2 separate regions of the Mus musculus genome follow, and region 1 is linked to region 2. Evidence: chromatin loops called from intact Hi-C (ENCODE). Cell type or tissue: heart. All regions are shown on one strand.

What was found. Peaks named below come from ENCODE experiments on the same cell type or tissue, not always from the same donor. Only the 100,000 strongest peaks of a DNase experiment are listed, where the experiment ranks them.
Region 1: a loop joins it to region 2, with 4 times the contacts of the local background. A loop is called at or near these places in 8 of 42 quality-filtered maps.

Annotation. Positions count from the first base shown.
Region 1 is chr11:23,951,529-23,959,528 of GRCm38, reverse strand. No RefSeq gene overlaps it. Among named protein-coding and RNA genes, the nearest start is that of Papolg, 60 kb to the right of the region's middle. In heart, a CTCF peak has its summit at 4,959 (motif pointing right); no DNase peak of the experiment used is centred here; H3K27me3 peaks cover 453 bases.
Region 2 is chr11:23,891,771-23,899,770 of GRCm38, reverse strand. Papolg (poly(A) polymerase gamma) reads left to right here and starts at 4,501. Exons shown (of 22, transcript NM_172555.2): 1 at 4,501-4,749; 2 at 7,867-8,000. The coding sequence starts at 4,733. Gm12061 (a long non-coding RNA gene) reads right to left here and starts at 5,519. Exons shown (of 4, transcript XR_872317.3): 1 at 5,326-5,519; 2 at 4,911-5,008. In heart, no CTCF peak of the experiment used is centred here; a DNase peak (open chromatin) is centred at 4,480; H3K4me3 peaks cover 1,817 bases; H3K27ac peaks cover 946 bases; H3K27me3 peaks cover 375 bases.

The sequences.
Region 1 (8,000 bases), 60 kb before region 2:
AAGCCTAGAGGAATTGGAGATCTGAAGATTGCTTGATACAGTCATGGAGATACAGAGTTTGAAGTTTCCACAGATGGGTTACACAGCACCCCAAAGCAGTGCCACCAGCTGGGGAGCAGCTGTTCAAATACCTGTGTTGTGGGGGACATTTCCCATTCAAATCATCATCAGGCATGGAGGGTAAGGCCTGAAACACCAGCATTTCAGATGCTAAGGCAGAAGTACTGCCATAAGTTCAAGACCAATCTGGGGTATAGAGTGAGGTCCAGGACAGCCTGGGCTACAGGGCAGGATTCTGTCTCCACCCTCTAATGAAAATAAATTAAATTAAAAATACCAAGAGCTTGAAGTTTAATTTTATACATTGATTTAACTGCCTCACAGATACACATACGGCTTTGTAAGACCCAGACCCTCAGTCAGTGGTGCTTACTTTGAGATGCCCTCAGTGAGACACCAAGAAGCAAATTGATGCAAAAGCAAGAGGTTTATTTTCTGACATGTCCCAGTCAATCCTCAATCAACCCCTCTAGGCGAGTGACTAGAAGGCGACCCTGGATGGCTGTTACAAGCAGTTTTTATACTTTGTAGGGCACAGGTTACATCAGCAAGGTTACAGTTCAAATTTATTGTCTAAGCATATGGACCTTTAAATCTCTTGGCTAGCAAGCATGACAGGCATTTGAACTCTACCTGAGACTTTGCAGGCCAGGTGACTATCAGTCAGTACATTCTAAGACTTTTTAACTCAAGAATGTTCCTGTGGGTAGAGAATGAAACTTGGCCTAGCCTTGACCCCAGGCAGGAGGGGAAAGCTGTAACTGGGGTGGGACTGGAAAACCCCTTAGGGTCCCTCAGCGTGTAAAACATTATTTCAGGTGTGCCTGTAAGGAAGTTCATACCTAAATGGTCAGTTTCACCACCTGCAGGGTGTGATTGACCAGTCATCACTGGTGGGACTACATGCATCTGAGCATAAGGATGCCGGACTCACATTCTAGTTTGCTTAGGCCCAGCTTATTCTGATGTGCAAATATGAATTCCAGAGCACTTCCTAATCCTAAATAGCTCCTTCTTTCCTGTTTCTGGGTGTTGGTGCCGGGGTTGGGGGTAGTACATACATAATGTTGACAGGCTTTGAGGACAGGGTTGGGGTAGTACACATATAATGTTGCTATGTCCTAGTATCTTTTTTTTTTTAAATGTAAGTACACTGTAGCTGTCTTCAGACACACCAGAAGAGGGTGTCAGATCTCGTTACAGATGGTTGTGAGCCACCATGTGGTTGCTGGGATTTGAACTCCGGACCTTTGGAAGAGCAGTTGGGTACTCTTACCCACTGAGCCATCTCAACAGCCCATGTCCTAGCATCTTGACAGGCTTTGAGGAAGCAGAAAAAACTACCAGAATCTTTCCTCAATTTCACGGAGTATGATCATTGTGGCAGTTCTCAGATCCAACTTCTCCTCCTTCAGAAGGTGTCTCTCTTTCCTTTGGAAGCGGTCTCTGCCCCAAGGGGATGCTTCTGGCAGTCTTGACACTGAAGAGGGTACTTCCTTCCACGTGTCCCTCTTTGTGCAGCTTCTGCATCCATGTCAGTTCTTATTATTAATTAATTTATTCACTTTACATCCCATATCAGCCCCTCTCTCTTCCCAGTCTGAATTAGTGGTTTCTTATTCTTCAATACATAAATTTAATCTCACTTGCTTTCAGGGTTTTTTTGCTGCTATAACAGATACTCAAGGAAAACAACATAGAGAAAGCAAACAAGATTGGGCCAGGTAACTTGGAACCGGAAGCACAGTGGGAGAAACGAGAATAACCCTGTTTCAACAAGTGGAGGCCAGACTAGCTCCTGCAGCTTCTCATACATGCATGAAAACTCACCAGCCACCAACAGGAAAGACATGTGAGGGTGGAGCCAGAAAGGCTGAGTCCATATGTAAAAATGTGCCTAAACCTCTGGGCACAGAGAAACATAAGTCCTGGCTCATACTCTGTAATAATAATAAAAACGGGTTCTCCCTGACATATATGTTGTGGTCATTAGTACTGGTTGCCAACCTGGCAGTGTATAGACTCACCTAAGAGACATGCCTTCCAGACATGCACCTGTGAGGGATTATCTAGAGTAGGTTAACTGAGTTGGGAAGACACACCCTAATTGTAGACAGCACCATTTTGTCAGCAGGAGTCCTGAACTGAGCAGAAAGAAAGCAAAAACAAACCTCCTCCCAGGTTCCCAGCTGTGGATAAAATGTGGCCTCCCTGGTACCCCCCACCCCCTGCTGTGGATACAATGTGGCCAGCTACCTGTAGCTCCTGCTGGCAGTCCCTGTCCCCACCACCATGATGGACAGACCAACCTCAAACTGAGCCCTTTCTCCCTTAAGTTGCTTTGGTCAGGGCATTTTATCACAGCAAAAGGAAAAGTAGCTCAAATTTTTTTGAGGAGTAAGATGCCACATCATTGGAACACATGTTTTATACCCATTGTTTTCATAAAAGGAGACTGGCACTTGGCCTCTGATACAAGCACAACAAGGTTTTGGTCTCTTGTCCATGTGTTCAGCTGGGTGGTGTGAACACACACCCCACAGGCCTTCTAAGCAGCTGACTTGTTCTTGACCTTGTTGAACAAGTGTACATACTCTGCCCTACAGATGCCTCCCTTCTCTTAGACCACTCCAGCCATATTGTATGTTATATACTAATTATATCATATATCATTTACTATATCCCAAGAATAAACATGGTGATGAGCTAACAAAACAACAGGCAGTGTGGTTTTAGTTGGAATTAGTAAAAACATGCATATATAAAATATACTTTAAGGAATATGATTCCATAAACAAATATAATCTTTTTTTAAAAATAGGGTCTCTCTACATGTAGCCTGAAACTTGCTGTGTATATCAGGATGGCCCTGAATCTACAGAGACCCACCTGCCTCTGCTTTCCAAGTACATTAAAGGCTGTGCCACCACACCCTGCAAACAAACATTTAAATGCCATCACCTGGCACATCTTTATTGTTTATACAAAAATGCATTAAAATCATGTAACAAACTTCACTTACAAATGTGTCATGTAGTTCAGCCTGTTATGCCAAGCTGTATTTGTTTACTAGTTTTTCTGGCTTGTTTGTTTGTTTGTTTGTTTAAGATGGCTCTCATTCTGTAAACTAGGCAGCCTTGAACTTGAAGTGATTCTCCTACTTCATGCAACCCTGAGAGTGCAGGTTCAAGTCACCACCACTGGCCTCGAAACCATATTTATACTGTTATTCTAGGATATGAATTAGTTTTCAGCGTAAAATGTGGACTCCTGGAGAAATGTGAAGATTATGCAGAATGGCCTCTTTCCCTTGATAGATGGGGTGGGGGTGGGGCAAACTTAGATACCCCTAAAGGAGCTCTGTGCCCCCCACATTTGTTGCCATAGTCAGTCTCACAGACACAGACATCCCTTCTTTTTCTTCACTTCCTCCTCACCAAGCATTGATGTACAAGTGTCCTTTTCTTCTTAGATTTCTTAAAAATTGTGTGTGCATATGTCTATATGTGCATCTCTCTCTGTCTCTCTGTCTCTCTGTCTCTGTCTCTCTTTGTCTGTCTGTCTGTCTGTCTGTCTCCCCCCCCCTTAGAAGTGCAGTAACAGGCAGTTATGATGTGGGTGTTGGGAACTAACCTGGGCAAGATCAGCATGTGCAGGAACTGTTGGGCCACCTCTCCAGTCCACAGATGCCCTTCCTGTCATCTCCAGCAAGTAGGAGGGGCTACATCCCTGGCACAGAAGCCAACACACAGCACAGCATAGGGCTACCAGCTGGATGCATGCCATTGGCCAGGCATCAGGTTATGTTACATTTTTTGCTCTCACAAACCTAACAGTGCCGACTTCTGCTAGCATTTTCTGCCTTGCTTCTCACAGTGTTTCTTCTAGGTAAGGCACGGGTAGAAAAAAAGAAGCTGTTGTATTTGGAGGTGTGGCTAAATCAAGTATTTGCAGAAGATCCAGTTCAATTTCAGAATCATCTTCATTAGAGCGAAAACCATTTTCAGTTTCTCCTCGGAAAGATATCAGCCCCTTGATAAGACATTTGTTTCAAGAAGACAATGTCTTACATAAATAAAAACGTAGCATGAGCCTGCTATTTCTAACTTGAATATCCTGCATGGACCCGCTACACCAAATGCTGGCTGATCTGATGAGCTAACAGATTACATCAAATTTGGGTTTTGAAATATTTTTTTCCACTTGTTTAGAAGCAAAGTCCATCATTTCAACAGAGAAGTTCTTAAATACAATCTGTTGAGACAGGATGAAAATTGTTGTGAGCGAACTCCTATGGCTTTGTGTACCCCACACTGACAGTCCTGGTGGGGTCTAGCCCTCGTGTGACCTCAGCTCATGGCTTATGCCAACTGCTCAGTGTTTCCCAGTCATGACAGGTGCACCGTGTGGGCTCACAGAGCAGGCAAGCCGTCCTGCAGCACGCAGCCCTTTCTCCCGGTGGTCCCTAAACGGGACATTCCTCTGCTCCTCTGTACCATCTTCAGAGAAGCTCTCCTTGGCCACCTCAGTCTTTGCTCCCTGCTAGCAAGCTCAGCTTTCTCCCTAGGAATTGCTAACCAAAGCGTCCTTTTTCTTGTGTACTAATTATTGATGGGCCGACCTCTGTGATAGAATTTAAGCACAATAGAGCAGGACTTTAATCCATCTTGCCTGCCAGCTCTGTGTGCCTGGTTCAATGATCTCTCTGCCATCAACAACCGATCTACCAATGTAATTCATAAAGTAAGTTCTGAGATACCCAGATACCTCTCAGACCACAAACTAGACCTGGCTGCATATCAGAATCCAGGTTAGTCCCTCAAAGCTGCAAACTCTGTCTCTGAAAAATTGAATTCATTTCCGAAATATTTAGATTCTGGTTAATTCTACATAATGGCCACTAGAGGGGGCCATAGTCAAATATTAGAAAAATCTAAGTTCCGTTTTGTTTTGGTTTTTCCCTCAGAGCTAAAAATCTTCCCCAGTCCTCCTCTCTACCTTAACAGATTAAAGCAAACGTAATATACTGTGACAGGCGGCAGACTCTACTCCACAGCAAGGTACCACTGGCATTTAGAAAATTCTCTTGGTTGTCCCAGCTGTAGGTAGCCACCAAGAAATTGACACCACCTTGGCCACTCATCTGAGCCTGTTGTCTCTAATATTGTCTGAAATCTTCCAGCCAGCCTCAAACTGCACTCACCCTTGGCCACTGTGGCATACAGAAAGTCCCGTGTTCTCCCTTTGTTGACCCACTGTCTGGTTATTCTCACAGAAAGTGCACTCCCCACAATGCACTCTCCCTCCATCCCCAGAACCCTCTCCATCTGCCCTGCCATTGCTGGGAGAGATAAACACTCTCCTCTCTTCAGTGATGAGCCACACACAAACCTAATAGGAGAAGCAGATTGACACTCATCTAGTCACCTGCAACTGTCACAGCCCCAGTTAGCTCCTGTGCCATCATGAGTCCTACTGCTAAAAGCCGACTGGCGGCTTCTTGTTCCGCTGTTACACACCATCCTGCTCTGAGTGTCTCAACAACAGTGTAAAAACGGGTGCCACGGACCGGGCCTAATTAGCCCCCCTCAATCCGTGGGAATCAGGGGTTCCGACAGATGGGCACAGAGTCGGTGGGAATTGGGGTGACAAACAGACTCGACACAAGGAAGTGTGGATCTGATGTAATTTGTCAAATAGAGCATCAAACTTTTTATACAGAAGAAAATAGGGAAGTAAGGTGACAATGAGGTTACTGGATTCTTACATAAATCAGAGGAATGCAAACACGGAAGGACTAGCAGGAACCAACTGGGATAAAATTCAATGTTAACAACTGGGATCAAAAATAGCCCCACCTAAGGCCCACTTAATCTTAGAAGCCAGGGGCAAGGGCTTCGTGCCCTTGCCATAGTTCCTACTCTAGTCTATTGTATAGTCCACCTTCCCCCTAGGCCATTGTAAATACTTGTGTATGGGTGTAACTCAGCTATCTATAGTTCTAAGTAACTACTCTGGTTCCTCTTTAGGTCACAAACTTCCTTCTTCCTAGGTAATGGTAAATTTCTGTGTAGGGCAGTGACTTAGCTATCCATGCCCAGGGTTGGATCAAGGACTGCCTAGAATCTAACTTAGCTATATCTCAAAAAATCAATCCTTAGGAGCACTTGTAATAAAGCAATATTAAGGGAAAGCACACAGATCCATTTACCAACTAAAGCAAGGACATTGGAGCATTCGTTATACAGGATGCCACAATTCCAGGAGACTAAGTTTCCATGAACTTTCCACCTGAGGACAGCGCCCAGGTGTCCGGGGCCTGTCACACTTGTCACTACTGGAGTGGATGTAGCAGTTCCCCTGTTTTTTATGTTTTAGACGAAGTTCCAGAATGTCCCGCCTCGTGGTAGCTACAGATCTCAGAAGAACTCTAAAGATGAGTGGAAATACAATGATTACTAATAAAATAATGCCAATAATAATAGCAAACAAGATTATATATTGAACCTAATCCAAGGGATTCAATGCACTTAGGTTATTCTTTAAATTTCTGGCCAATTCATCAATGTTCCAAGTATCCAAATGGCTTCTGCTAATATCTGAATTTTCTGTTAACCTAGCCTTAATATTTGCTATATCCTGTCTCAATCTATTGCTAAAACTGCCTTTTGTAAAAAAGCATTAACCTTTGCCTCCAGTTTATCTATAACAAAATGAGAGGTATGTAGTTGCTGAACTAAAGCTGTGGTAGATACTGCAAAAAGAAGTTAAAATTACAATTAAAGCAGTAATTCCTAAAATCAGAGCTGTAACAAATCTCCTTTGGTCTAATAAGTTCATTTAACTTTTTCAAAGTTTGCAATCCTGAATTCTCAAACCAAGAATTATTTCCTAACTCTACAGGCAGCAAAACGTAAGCAGGTCTTTTTAACAACATCATAACAGCAGATTCCTTATCTAAATTAGGATCTACACAATTAGTTAATTGACAAGAATTACAATTAATATGAAAAGACTTGAAAAGATTGGTGATCTTAACTCTATCAAAATTACCCAACAATATAGCATATGGGTAAGGCACACAAGCCTTCACAGCTATAGGGGAGTTGGCCTAAATGGCCAAAAACAGTGTCTCTGACGAAAGCATCGTGTCCATTCTCTGTACCAGTCTCTCCGCCTCACGAGTCAGCTTCTTTAGTCCTCACCAGGTCGGCTCTCATTGCTGCAGTCTGTGGCAGGGATAGGGAGAGTCTCTTCATTTTGCTTGCAAGTGTCTGCTCTCCCTGCTTCCTTCTTCTCTGTACACCCAATACAGCTTTCCTGTCACCACTGTCAGGGCACTCAGGAACTCACAGGTCAGCCTGTCACAGGAATCATTCTGGAAGCTAGCATGCTTCTGCAGCATTCTGTGGAAAAAACAAAAACATTCCCCCTCTTCCCCATTTTAAGTACCTGAACAGGATCATGCCAATGTGCCAATAAGTGGATCCTTTCTCTTTACCTAGGCATATGTATGCCTGGTTGTAGAATACTATAAGGCACTCACTCAGCAGCAAGGTTTTGGGGACCCAAATTTAAGCATCATAATAGGATGTTAAACTTTACATGAGTCTACATTAATGTTCTCTTTGCCCAAATAAGCAGCTAATATTTGATTATCCTTGATTATAATTGATAACAATTGATCACAGCTTTCTCTACTTTCCACAAAGCTTTTTTGTTTCTCACCAGTTAATTTGAATCTCACTTGATAGCACCTAACAAAGGCTTAAGTTCTCCTGTGGTGAGTTTACGGTGTGGTTTTAGCCAATTAACATCTCCTGGAAGCTTTCAAAAATAATTTGTAATAAGCAAATCATCATTTTTTAAAAATTTTCTTGTACCACAATTTTTCTAAGATAACTAAAACCCCAAATATTAAAAAGATATTGTATCTGAAT
Region 2 (8,000 bases):
AGATTCAAATTGGTTTCTCTTGGCTTTTGACTGAGTTGCTCTGCTTAGAAAACCTGCCTCTGAATGCCACAAACTGAACTGCACTGACTACAAACTGAACAGACCTACATGAACTCAGCTGAACTCAACTCCACTTCTCCCTGCTCTACTCTTAAGTAGCCTCTCTTTCCTGTGTGTCCTCATGAGAGCAGGGCATATGCTATCGCTGACTCATTCTGTCAAATCTTTCTCCAATTTGTCACTTTGTCTGCCCCTCAGTTAGATGTCAGTGTTTGGGGTTAAAGGTGTGTGCTAAAGGCGTGTCTGTATTCCAGCCACAGGGATTCAGGCTATGTGCTAAGGGGGTTGTCAATATTCCAGCCAGAGTATTAAAGGTATGTACTAAGGTTGTGTCAGAATTCCATCCAGTTCACACAGAGCAAGAGCTTTGGATGTTATCCCTTGCCAGAGTAGCCATGTTGCTGGATTAAAATTCCTCTATACTGCCCAGCTGGGCAGTTCCACTCAGTCTCTGATGAGGCTCCACTCTATTTGGCTGCAATTGGCTTCTCTCAAAAGTGTCTTACTTTTATGTTATCTAGTGATATTGAGCCTTTTAGTTAGTATTAATACACTCTGGTGCCATATGATAAAGTCAAATAATAAAGAGCATCTCAGATCATGTCCTGTATGTGATGGTTTAAAAGGAAATGGCCACCATAGACTCACAGGGAGTGGCAGTATTAGGAGGTGTGGTCTTGTCGGAGTTGGCATTGGCCTTGTTGGAGTTAGTGGTCACTGAGGGCAAAGTTTGAGTCTCAGATGCTTAAGCCACACCCAAGTGCGCATGGCAGTAGTCTTTGTAAAACACATTAGAAATGTCTGATTTATTCAAAATGTCAACTAAAATATGTAAAGTCTGACAAAGGTATATTTTCACAGTAGCTTTTGTGGGATCCATTGTGGTAGCTGAAGTTCGTTGGAGGCTTATCTTTCTAATATACGTTATATTAGAAAAAGCAACTGTATACCTGATTGGCTCAGGAAGTCAGAATGTTGAAACTGCCATAGACAATGCAGTCAAGTGTTCAGAAAAAAGCTGGTTGATATTTTAAATCCTTTTTTACTCATTAATCTCCAACTGCTAAAGACAAACAAAAAGCAAAATTAACATGATTGTAAACCAAGTGCTGTGTCCTGTACCTAGCTTTCTGGCCTGCTGAGAAAGAAGTTGATCAGAGGTAGTGAGTTTGCTTAGAATTGTGGAGCCCAGGCTGCACAGCCAGTGTCTATTATGAAACAGTTTCAGAAACAGGTGAATCCCATAAGAAATCTTGACTTCCATTTGGGAAGAAGCAAGACTTCTACCTCCCTGTCCTCTGAGTTTATGTTAATCCCCTGAGTTCTGGGGGAAATGATTGCTACCTTGCTTGGTTTGGTGCATCTCACATCTCAACATACAGAACAAAGCCTCTGATAATGAAACAAGGTTTTGTTTTGTTTTGTTGGTTTTTGTTTTTGTTTTTGTTTTGTTTTCCTTTAAAAAGTTTCATGTATTCTGATCTAGCCTTAAATACAATGGAAACAAGGAAGATATAGAACTCCTGGTCCTCCTGCCTCTTCCTCCTAAGTGCTGGAATTATAGGCATGCACCATTATGCCTAAATGCTAGCAAGTTTTTTTTTAATTAAAAAATATTATTCAGAGATGCCTTGAGCCTTACCACATAATAACAGACCAGGAAAACCCAGAGGTTTGACATTGGAAATCTTTTAAACAACAGACTTTTGAGGGCTGCCAAGATGACATAACAGGTAAAAGTGTTTGACTTGAGTTCTATTCCTGGAATCCATACAAAGTTGGCAGGAGACAAAAGGTATCTTCTTACCACAACACATGGACACCCACAAATAATAAATAATTTTTCATTTAATTTTTCATATTTGCATTATTTTCTATAGATGTATTTTTTTTAATTAATGTGGGCTAGAGAGAGATGGCTCAGTGTTTTAAAGCATGGACTGATCAGAGAGGAATTCCTAGCTTCTACATCAGGCAGTTCACATCCCCCTGAAACTTCAGGGTGTCCTATGTTCTCTGCTGGCCTCCATGGGCTCCTGCACGTGCATATATCCTCACACAGACACACATGGATACACATAAATGAAGGTAAAAATAATTATAAAAGGCAAAACATGATAGGCTCTTCAATTGTTCAAATTATGTTCCTAGTTTCATATATCCTAGGTTCAGGAAAGTAAATAGACTCCTGTCCTCCTTCCTCTGGACCAACTTGACGTTTTAAAAAGTGGCAAATTGTGTGAATACAGCCATCCCTTGGTATTAAGGAGCTAGTCTGAGAGCCTCTTACTGGTTCCAACACTAACACTAAGAGGTGTTCAAGTTCCCTCTATAAAATGGCACCATATTTGCATATAACCTACAAACATCATCTCACATACTTTAAACTATCTATAGATTAATTATAAAGCTTAATGCAATTTAAAATGCTATGTAAATAGAGAGTAATGCCAAAAAAAAACTTAGAAAGCAAAGACAGACACATCTCTGTGAGTTCAAGGTCAGTCTGGTTTACATACTGAGTTCTGAGCTACAGAGTAAGACGTGTCTTTAAAAAAAAAAAGTAGTTTTGAGAATCACAAGAAAAAGATATGTACATCTTCAGTGTGGATAGAATTTTATCTTGAATAATTAAAATACAAGGTTGGTTGAATCTGAAGATATAGCTGGTGGATCTGGAAAATTGACTACAACTCTACCAGCAACAAGAACTTTACATTAGAAACCAGAGACGTATGCTAAAATTCAGTGCTGAGTGAATAAAACTGAACCACAGAAGGCAATCTTTCCTCTTTGAGGAGACAATAGACTGGATGAAGGCAGAAGATGCTGTAAAGCGTCCTCCAAAATTCACAATGAAGAACGAAGTTGAGCGAAAGTAAGCTAAGAGGCTTTTAAGAATTGCAAGGCTGGGGTGTCACTCCTCCTCCTGATACTAGGGCAACGGTGCCTGAGCACAGTAATATTATGGTTGTGTAGCAAAGTGTTCTTATTAGATACGCATATCAAAGTATTTTTAACGTTTAAAATTGGGACTGTGAATAAGGCTCAGTGGATAAAGCTGTTTGCTGCCAAGTCTGAGGAATCAATTTTGATCCCAGCGACTGAAATGGTGAAAAGGGAGAACAGAACAGACTCTAGAAGTCATCCTCTGACTCCCTGCAGGCTAAAGTAAGTGTACTTTACATTTTTTTCTTAAAGAAAAAGTTCAAGGTTAACGTAAACTTTATTTTAAAGTTCTAGAAGTCACAAAGCTAGCAAATAACAAAGGTGGGTCTGCTTCGAATCAAATCCCAGTCTAGCGACCTCCTGAGCTCCATTTTGTCTTCTCATAACCTACCAAAATCTGTACTCCCAAATCCTGCTAATATACAGAATCCTCTCTTTTAGGAAGCTATTAGTGACTTTCCTCCATGTTTAGATGGTCCTCTTTTGGTCCCCCAATGACAACTGGACCCCATCTGTATTTAAATAGTGTATATATATATTTTCTCATCCACTCGCAATAAACTCTTGAGGATACGAATCTAGTTCCTACAGTGTGTAATACATACTTCTGCAGCAGCAGAATATCACTCATATTTGAAGTTTTTCTCCACCTTTTGATGGGAAAACTCTGAACTTGCTCAGGTCAAACCACAGACCTGCTTTTATGCATCAAACATGGAGCATAAACAAACTGACAGACCAGATTTTCAATAAATACTTTGAGTGAATAAATGAATAATTCAGAAAGTAACCTCCTTTCCCGTGACTGAGTCTCATTCCCCAAACAACCGTGCTTGACTCTTGGGAGAAAAAGACAGGGTTTGAAATTACTTTTATCCTTTAACATTTAAACATTGGTCATTTTCTCCCTCATTTTCACCGTCATAATCACACAGAACATGATTTTCACTATTTGAAAATGTGAGGTTTGGGGGCAGAGCGGTGGAAATCCTTGGGTTTATCTTACGGCTAACTAGTAGCAATTATGTTCAACATCTCAGCTAAATGCCACAAAGTCATAAATTGGGACTTGGAGGTGGTACTCCGAGGGAAAAGAATACAAGTTAAGCTGATTTATTTATAAGCTTTCTTCCCTGGATTGGTTGTGTTAAAGTCGCACCTTCTTGGGTGTGACCCTCGGTGACAAAAATCTTCTCAATGTGTACTTATTAAGTCTATGACTTTAAGATGTGGGATAACGGAAGAGTTAAAATGGTGTTAGGGAAAGCGGTGGTTTTTTTTCTAGATGCTTTTATTGCAGAAACAAGGGGAAATTGACAAATAACCTTCCCAGAGGTTTGCCTGAATTGACAATCCCACAGACCAGGGAGACCTGACACTCTGACAGATGCTTTTGCTGCAAGTCCGCTGAGGTGGGCGGGTCCCGGGAACTCAAGGCTGGGTGGGGGTGTGCCCGAGGGCGGGCCCAGGGCTGCAGGGCGGAGCCGCGGAAGGCGAGAGGCAGCCTGGGAAGTAGCGCCATATTGGCGGTGGCCGCGCTGTATTGTCATAAATAGAGCCGGTTTTGTGGTGTTTTCACTACTCGGTTGAATGCCTCGGCTGTAGAGAGTGGGGAAGTGAGCGAGCTACAAGCGAGCGAAGGGAATTGGACAGAGGAAGGAAGAGAGGGCAAGAACAGGACCCCAAAGCGAAAGACACTCGCTGGAGAGAGACGCAGGAAGCGATGAAAGAGATGTCTGCGTAAGTGGGGGCGGCGGTTGAGGGCGAGGTGGAGAGAGGTGCGCTGAGGTGGGCAGCCCCGGCTTCCAGCCCCTGCGCCTGGCACCCTGCGCAGCCGGCCGGGACCTCTGCTTTCCGCTGCCCTCCACTCCGCAAGGGCATCTCCCCTACCCGGGACTCACCTGGCCGCCCGGCGGGGATTCGGGAGTCGCCGTCAGCCCCCCGCCGCCCGCCTCTGAGGACGCCCCCAGACCAGGATGAGGGGGAAAGGCGCGTGTGGCTGAGGAGAAAAAACGGTCGGTCACTCTCCTGCCCCAGCCGTGTCTGAGCCCGTCTATTCTGTCTGCATTGGCGCAAATACCATCCCCCTGCCTCCCCTCCTCCCGGCCGGACCCGCTATCTTTCAGGTCTTTCGGAGAGGGACTGACCTAGCGGAGCCCCTAGGTTTGCGGTTGCTCCATGAGAAAGGCTAAACCCTCTACCCCGTTCCTTCCCACCGACCCACAATATCTACCGGGCTGTATCTATCCCCTGCTCACACTTTGATAAGTCGGAAGCAGTTTCTGTACTTGTCAAGAATTTATTAGAATTTCTTACCTTTCACTTTATCCGGAAATAATTTCAACGTACAGAAAAATGCACAGAAATACAAAACACCATTTGTGTAGCCACCACCCATTTTTCCCTAAGACTAACATGGGGTGTGTTCTTAGCTCTTTAACCTTTCTTTCTTGAAAAGAAGTCGAGCATTCCAATACATCTGAAGACTCGCCTATCCTTTCTCTGATTGCATTCACGACGCTCTTCCAAGGCCCCAGAGCACTGAGTTTGGTGTTTCTTGTTACTGCATTTTTAATGTTGATAGTACCTATCCCTGTATCCATAAAAACTGTGTACCTGTTTTAAACTGTTTATAGGGTATTTATTATCAGTTACTACTCTGTAGACTGGTTCTTTAGAACATGATCTCTCTGACCTTTTGCTATGTTAATATTTTCATTATTAGTTATTTTTTATTAACTAATGTATTCCGTTTATAAACATAGCCCAGTGTAGTACTTTTAGTGACTATTTTGAGCTATTTAAAAGTTTTTTATAGAATGTCAGTGAGAATTCTATTTACCTATCTTTGTACCTTCAGTAACATTTCTGTAAGGTTTTTTTTTTTTTTCCTTGTAAGTGAAATTCATAACACTTTTTGAGACCTACTTCTTAGAGTTCCTGTTTGGTTTGATTTTATGAAAATCTGTCTGTGCCATGTATTAATCACACACTAATCTTGCTCAGACAACCTTATCTCTCATAGACAGACAGACAGACAGACAGATAGATAGATAGAACTTGAAATAATTAATTGAAGTTTTGTTTGTTCTACAGCAAGATAAAAATGGGAGAGAAATTAGAGTTGGGTTTTTTAAAATACTCCCTTATATTTCATTAAGTCATTTCAAAGGTATATAGGCTGTTTGTTGAGATGAGGTTTCACATGGCCATGAGCTTGCTTCTGCCTCTACCACTTGACTTGTGCCACCAAACCTGGCTAAGCTATCTTATCTTCTCTATTGTCCTTTCTTTCTCCCCATCCTGTAAAACCTCCAGCTGAAAAACATGTTTTAGTTTGTGGACTTACAAGTCACTGCTGTTTTGTTAGTTCGGTTTTTGGTTCAGAGATGGAACTCAGGGCACTACACATGAAACAGTCTGTCACTGAGGTACATCTCCAACCTCAAGGCAATTTTTAAGCATTTAAAATGCAAAAAGAATTAACTACAGTTGTATTTTTGTGGTGTTTACATTTTAAATTGATAAACTTGCACATAATTTGTACAGTGACTAGTTTAAAGCAATTGGCTTGTCCATCACATTTACTGATTACTTATATAAATATGTATACTGTAATTAATTAGTATTTATCACAGTTGCCCTACTGTGCTTAGAATTAATTATAGAGCCAGGCATAACACAGACCTTTAATCCAAACCCCATGAGGCAGAGGCAGGCTGATCTCTGAGTTCAAGTCTGGTAAGTTCCAAGACAGAGTTATATAGTAAGACCCTGTTTCAAGAAGAAAGAAAGAAGTCCTAGTGTCCAGTTATACCTTTCTTTGGTGAGAAGGTATTGCTATGTAGCTCAGGCTTTGAATGTAGATTCTTCTACTTCAGCCTTCTGAATGAAGGGAATAGAGGCATGGGCCTATGTCTGTCCCATTTAACCTCCCTCCTTTCTTCCTCTGTTATTTTTTTTTTAAAGAGCTAATTTACTCATTAAAAGACTGCCTTTTGAGATTATATTCTTACTGTTATGAATAGTTCTTTATGCAAATATGAAGAAAGGTGGTTAGGTTGAGAGTATATACTCATTTTTTCTTTTGCAACAAAATGTACCCCATATCTTTTAGTTATAGATGTAGTCAGAATTCTGTGGTGCTTTATTGAAGATTGTAATTTTATACTAGTTAAGGGCAATTAAGGGTCATTTGAGCCCTTCAAAATTTGCTGTTTAATGTAAAGAATTTGATAATTATTCAGTGTGAAAATGATATGAGTTCCAATCTAAAATGAAGAATACTAAGTACAGTCACAAAGTGTTAGAAATGTAAACTCAGGTTCCAGGAAAAGATGTTTGTGAATGTAAGTTTCTCCAGGGACTGGTTGAGGTTTCTTTTTAAGGCTAGATCATGTTCTGAGGACCATTTGATGGATGTTTTGTTCCCTTACTTATAGGAAGACCATTGTTTTACTAACAGTGTCTTTCAAGTGTTTGACTTCTTTTCAAAGATTCTATAACCTAGATAGTATTTGACTCAGCCTGCAGGGAATAGTAGAGGGAGCCCTGGCATAAAGCCCATTCAGGGTCTTTGCAGTTGAACTGAGTGGTGTTGATACAATTGTCTTGATTCCAACACATACTGCTTTGGGCTTGAAAAGACATCCTGACCATGGAAGCTGGAAGCTGTATGAAAAACACTTCATAAAGACAGAATACCCGCCTTTCCTTTTCTTTTTCTTTCTCTTTTTAAAAATGACTTCCTTGGTAATGTTCCTCAAACTTTTAAGTGGCTCAAATAACTTAAGAGGTTCAATGTGTCCATATGAAATGAGACTTAAAATTTTTTCATCATTTCTTTTTCTTGAACAGAAACACTATGCTGGACAGCCAGCGTCAACAGAAGCATTATGGAATTACCTCTCCAATTAGTTTGGCATGTCCTAAAGAAATTGATCATATTTATACACAGAAGTTAATTGATGCCATGAAGCCATTTGGAGTAT